Linked DNA regions of Homo sapiens: region 1 is linked to region 2. A link is a contact called in ENCODE Hi-C data. All regions are on one chromosome and are shown on one strand. Each heading gives the region's core, a stretch centred on a gene start or an enhancer-like site at or near the end of the contact. The rest is flanking DNA. Distances are from core to core; before and after follow the strand shown. Region 1 overlaps HHLA2 (HHLA2 member of B7 family). Region 2 overlaps MYH15 (myosin heavy chain 15).

Region 1 (2,849 bases), core at 278-2,777, 130 kb after region 2:
TAGGTTTTATTTTTAGACACTTATTTTTTTCCCCAAAAGCAGCAGAAAGCTTCCACCTTAGATTATACTGAAGTTGCCCAAGTTGCAATCAGCACCCTTACAAAAGGGCCCAAATGTGAGAAGCATCTTGTTCTGGTACTTTTGGCTGGATTCCAGATGTGAGGGAGAAAGGCAGAGAGAGGCAGCCTCTGCAATAGAATATGGCAAAAAAGAAATCCATATGCTAAGACTAATCAGACAGAAGAGAAAATTGAGGCCATTTCTACAAGCATAAAATAGCGAAAACAGAACAGCTCCCCCATACCCATCTTAATAGCTCCAGACTAAATTGACCACAGCCATCAGTACTAATTGTGACATGATGATGCAAACATCACTTGCAGTTGGGACAGATTCTCTAGCCTGCACATTAGTAACGCTCAAAACCATTTCACAATGTATGTGTACTTCACAATATCATGTTGTACACGATAAAAACATATAATGTTATCTGTCAATATATTTTTTAAAAGACTAGTCCTGGCCTCATAACTGCTGGTCTCAATCTGACCAGAGCCACAAGAACAGGTCAATTCTCTTTTTTGAAACATAAGAATGTTTTGCATCACTCTCATCATTATGCCAGTTCATGAATGTTCTGCACTCCTTTGAGGAAAAGCAGCTTCTAGGTTGCTACATTCTCCTCTGCATTGTTTTTACTTTCTGTGCCTCACCACAGTGCTCATGACACCGAGCTAGTTTGTAAAAGACGTCTTAACAAAGGAAAACTCTTTGTAGCATCCTGGGGATGTTCCTTAGCATCCACTTAGATTTTAATAAGATTGACTGTTTAGACAGAAAAAGAACAAAAGAACAATTTCAGGATTACCCTCTCTTTACTCAAAATATCTCTCCTGATGTTTCACAGTGAAATCCCACCATTTAGGGGATTTGTACATGTACTGAAACTTTGATCTCTAGGGGTGCTGTCTTTGCCTTCGGTTCTGTTTTGGTGTGTTTTTATTTTTGATTTTGGAAATCAAGCTAAGATTATGTGCTAACGTTTTGGGGGAGGTGAGGAGGTGCAATTGCAGGGCAGGAAGAGTGAGGGAAAAGGGGAAGTGAAACAAGGAAGAATGGAAAACAGATACTAGGTGGTGCTTGCTTTGCCAGCCACAGATTCAGAATGGAAAATAGAGCCACCTGCTCAGTCACAAGGGACAATCTCTAGACATGCTCCACAGAACCACAGCAGCTCAAAACAATCCATCAGAGGAAGAGAGCAAAAAGGAATTTATCTATAAGTTGCCCCCCAGTGGTTAAAGTTTTCCCCATTGGCATTAGCTCCTATGCTCTTCCTGGTTGTGCCTATGGCCCCTTGGGAAAAGCACTACGAAAGCCAAATGCCATGCCTTACTGTGTGGCATTTTAACTGTATGATGCTTTGTGTTTGAGTCTGGAAACAGGTGAAAGGTGAAACCGCAGTCTGTGTGTTTCCTTGGGTCATGTCTGGATTCTGCAGCTGCTGCACTTCCCAAGGAGGAAGGCATAATAGAGGACATGTTGAAGTTGGCTTTCCCAGAGGAGACGGGTCAGCTGGTGACATTTGGAAATTGGGGCTGGTCTCTTTTTGTCTAACCAGTTGAGGGCCCAAGAGACAAGAGAAACCCAGAAAATTTAGGGAGGCTCGTAAATTGGGTCCAATAAAAGTAGTTATTTTAACAATACCACACATTTACTATCTGATATTCTGTGAATTTGCAGTTAATCACCTACAAAGATCCCCTTTTACTGCTTTTATCAATTTAGTTTTCACACATGTGTTGCTTAGCTGCTGCTACCTGCTCACATAACTTCAGCCTTCTTTGGAGGATTGTACTTGGATGATGGAAGCTGCAGTTCTCAGGTTATGTTGCTTTGCAACTCCCTGCCCCAGTGGTGGCTTCAAGGCAAGAAACATCCTGTAGCCCAGAGCTCCCTTGGGTTCAGGCTGAGCCTTCACCTGAAGCCACATTTTTTTCTTAGCATCTTTCTCTGTGTCATCCTCCTTCTCAATCTTCCTTACAGCTTTCATACAGTTAATGAGAACACTGCTCTCTTTACTTGCCCTCAATTCCCCATCTTGGGAGGGGTTGGTTCCCTGGAAGCAGAGCCCAGGATGAAGCACTTGAATAGGAATCCACATTACACAAGGTGGGGTAAAGTCCAGGGAACTACTCCTGCTTCCAGGGACCATTTTCCAGCTCAGCCTTCAATCACGAAATGTTTCTTCTTGTCAAATGGGTAGATAATATAATCCTCCTTAATAGCTCTCTATATCAGAAAGAATATAGCTAGACAGAGTGGGGTTTTGTTGTTGTTGTTGTTGTTTAGCAAGAATGCTGCAAAGCCAAGAAAACAGACAAAAGAAATTGCCAGGGTTAACACGGCAGACAGCAGGCATTTTGTCGAATACATCAAGGTAGTGAGCAATTGAACAAAACTCCATTAAATAAAGTTAGTGTTGAACATGTGCACATGTGAGGCCAAGGACTTCTTAGTCACCTTTTTCTCTGTAAAACATATTGCTAGATGCCCATGGCACACCAAGTGCTTCTGGAAAGCCAGTGCACTCTTTCTGTACACTTCTACCCCCTGCAGTTCAGTGGGTTATCATCAAATAATTTAACAAAATGTTATGTTAATTGATTAAATGGGAGGACAAGACCAAACCTGGTCTATCTTCAATGACTAATTGAATAAGATGAATGCTTTGGAAAAGCTAAATAAAAGCAAGTCACAACAAAGATGAAAAAAAATCAGTTATTGTATTAGGTGTGGGAGAGACAATGGCAAAAGATTCAAAGCCAATTGTAGAGCCTAGGAGGAAC
Region 2 (2,700 bases), core at 81-2,580:
CATCATCTTCTCCCCTAAGTGATGTCTTCCTATTGGCATTTCTATTCATATTTATGGTATTGTTCTTCTTTCTACTTCTCAGACTGGAAACCTCCTAGTCATATTTCTCAGTCTCTCTTTCTCCCTTTCTCATTACAAATTTGGAGCTTCAGCATCTCACACTTCAGCATTCTGCAATGGGTTCACTCTGTACTTTAAAACTTCCTACTCTGGTCTGTCTTGCACATTTCCAAAATTAAGCATCCTAAAGCATGACTCTAATTATGTCATTTCTCTGCTTACAGCTCCTTTAACATTTCCCCATTCTTTAATTAATATGTTATAGCGGCATTAGATGTCTTCTGCGACCAGAAGTCACCCGCTTTTCTCAGTTTCTCACTCACTCCCTGGTATCGTAGTCCAGTCCCTCTGGGTTACAACCTCTTCTTTGACCATACCTTGTACTCTTCAACGCCTGTGGCTTCAAGTCGTGCTGTTCATTGTTAAGGAAACTCTTCTTCTCCCATATTTGCCTACAAAAACTCTTGTCATCCTTCAAGGCTCAGATTGAATGTTGTTTCTTTTTTAATCCTTCCCCAGTCATGCAGTCCAGAAGGGCTCTTTCCCTACTTCACAGTTTTGTGATACTCGATTTGTGTGTCTCTTATGCAGTTGTTTTACTGACATACTATTTTTTCCCATGTCTTATTTACTCTCATAGATTATAATTTCTTGATGCCAGGGATTTTTGCCTTGTTTATTTATCTTCTTATTACATTATCTAGCATCAGGGCTTACACATAGCAAATGCTCAGTTAACTTTGTTTAATAAATTAATGAAATATGAACAGCTCAAAAATTGTATTATAACCTTCCATAAAAGAGATTAATATCTTTATCATAACCCCTGTAGACTGACAAAACTGGATTTTGCTTCATTCTTTCATATCTGGTTATTTGCAGATGGGACTGAACTGGGACAGAATTGGAAATTTGGAAAAGATTCCTTTTTGAGTTTCTCTACCTTTTTACCTGTTTTCAGGTGAAGTCATACTTTGTTCTTTCCATCTTCCTGATTTCAAAATAAACTTACGAAACCTGGTTATTATTCTCTAGACAGTAGTTTGCAAACTTGGCTGCTCAACAGAATCGCTGGGGAACTTTTAAAATCCTGAAGCTCAGGCCTTACCCAAGCCAGACAAGCCAGATTTCTGTGGGTGAATTTCAGGCATCAGTATTTGTTTTTACAACTTGCCAGGGACCCCAGTGTGCAGTCAAAGTTGAGGACTACCACAATAACAACTTTGTTCTCAAACTTGTATGTGTATCAGAATCACCTGGGTAACACGATAAAACTAGAGCGGCCCAGCCCCTAACCTGCTTCAGGGAGCCTGTTGTTTAATCTTTGATTAGCTCTCCAGGCTATTCCAATACACACTGATGCTTGAGAACCACCTCTCTAGCTAAATGTTACCTCTCCCAGGTAAGATCATGCAGCCTAATTGAAGTCCATGGGTTCATTCACAAGGTCCTGAAGGAACTGATGCTTATGGGTGGGAATTTCATAAAGCCTATTTGGGAATATGATTAAAATATGTTTACACATATTGCTATCTTTACAACAGTAGTTCCTGAATGTCAGATGGGCATTTAGTCATAGATTTACGCCATTTTCATCTTGGTTGCAAACTGTAAACATTTAGTGCAAATGAAGTAATTTACTTTTTGGAACATGATGACCTCTATTGTTTCCTCTTTCCCCCCAAAACAGAGAACATATGTGATGTATAATGTAAATCTCTGGAGTAAATCCAGGGTACACTAGTCCTGTCTGTAGATACTCAACTATCTCTGGAGTAAGTGACAAATAATCCTGTAATGTTAGATGCTATTTCTGTTAAGCTTAAGGTGGGATACTCCTCAGAGAATCTGAATTTCTTTTGTTCATGGATAAAAATAGACTCAAAGGACTGTGCTTAACACTGGAAAAAGGATATATGAAGACTCGGCATGGGGAACTATTCTTTGAGACTATTATTACCTGTATTATCTCTCTTCATGCTTCCAAAGCTTAGAAAAAACAAATGTTTCTCTTTTTTTTTTTTTAAACCTGGACAGATACTGGAAAATTGTTTTTCACATTGTTGGTTACTGTTCATCTCCACTCAGGTTGCCAGGCACATTGTATTTCTTCCCGTCTTTTAAATATTTTCACATTGGATTAGATACTCTATAAAGTCTCTTTCAGTTCAAAAAGTCTATGATTTGACATACTGGATTCTCAATTTGAAATTATCAAGCTTTTGCCGCCAAACCTGGCACTGTTAGCAGGCACATCTCAGTATAGGATGGGCATGTCTGCTCTACCTTTGATTTTCATTTATTTTTCCAAATAGGCTTTGTGTTTTGAAAGGTTTCATAGCAACCAAGTACCCAGGCTATTATCACTGCAAATAAACTAACATAAAGTAGGTATGTAACTTGTAGCAATGTATGTATTATATATATTGATTTTAGTTTATAAGAAAATCAAACATTTCAAACATTTTAAGCCTTGTAAACATTTTAAAGGCTGTGAAAAGGAAATTGATATTGCTAATACAGACGAGATAGAGCTCTCTAATTGTGTTTTGTTTTTACTTTATTTTCTGTTCGTGATTATTGCTCTGGAAAATTTGCAGCTTTTTTTTTCTTTAGTGAATTAAAGAAAGGCTGCATTAC

The links. A loop is a pair of places that touch in the nucleus more often than their neighbours do. Pooled maps may share reads with other maps.
Region 1: a loop to region 2 is called in a map of PC-3, with 12 times the contacts of the local background. The contact joins two enhancer-like sites. A Hi-C loop is called at or near these places in 3 of 168 maps with a recorded cell type or tissue (PC-3, endothelial cell of umbilical vein and mammary epithelial cell), 3 of 37 single-sample maps with no recorded cell type and 9 of 50 pooled maps.

The regions. Positions count from the first base shown.
Region 1 is chr3:108,344,314-108,347,162 of GRCh38, reverse strand. All of the region lies in intron 2 of HHLA2 (HHLA2 member of B7 family), which reads right to left. Among named protein-coding and RNA genes, the nearest start is that of HHLA2, 49 kb to the right of the region's middle. Within about 2 kb of position 1,527, at least 3 of the 41 ENCODE cell types and tissues checked have a DNase peak (open chromatin) inside an H3K27ac peak, as active enhancers do.
Region 2 is chr3:108,478,066-108,480,765 of GRCh38, reverse strand. All of the region lies in intron 11 of MYH15 (myosin heavy chain 15), which reads left to right. Among named protein-coding and RNA genes, the nearest start is that of MYH15, 31 kb to the left of the region's middle. Within about 2 kb of position 1,330, at least 2 of the 41 ENCODE cell types and tissues checked have a DNase peak (open chromatin) inside an H3K27ac peak, as active enhancers do.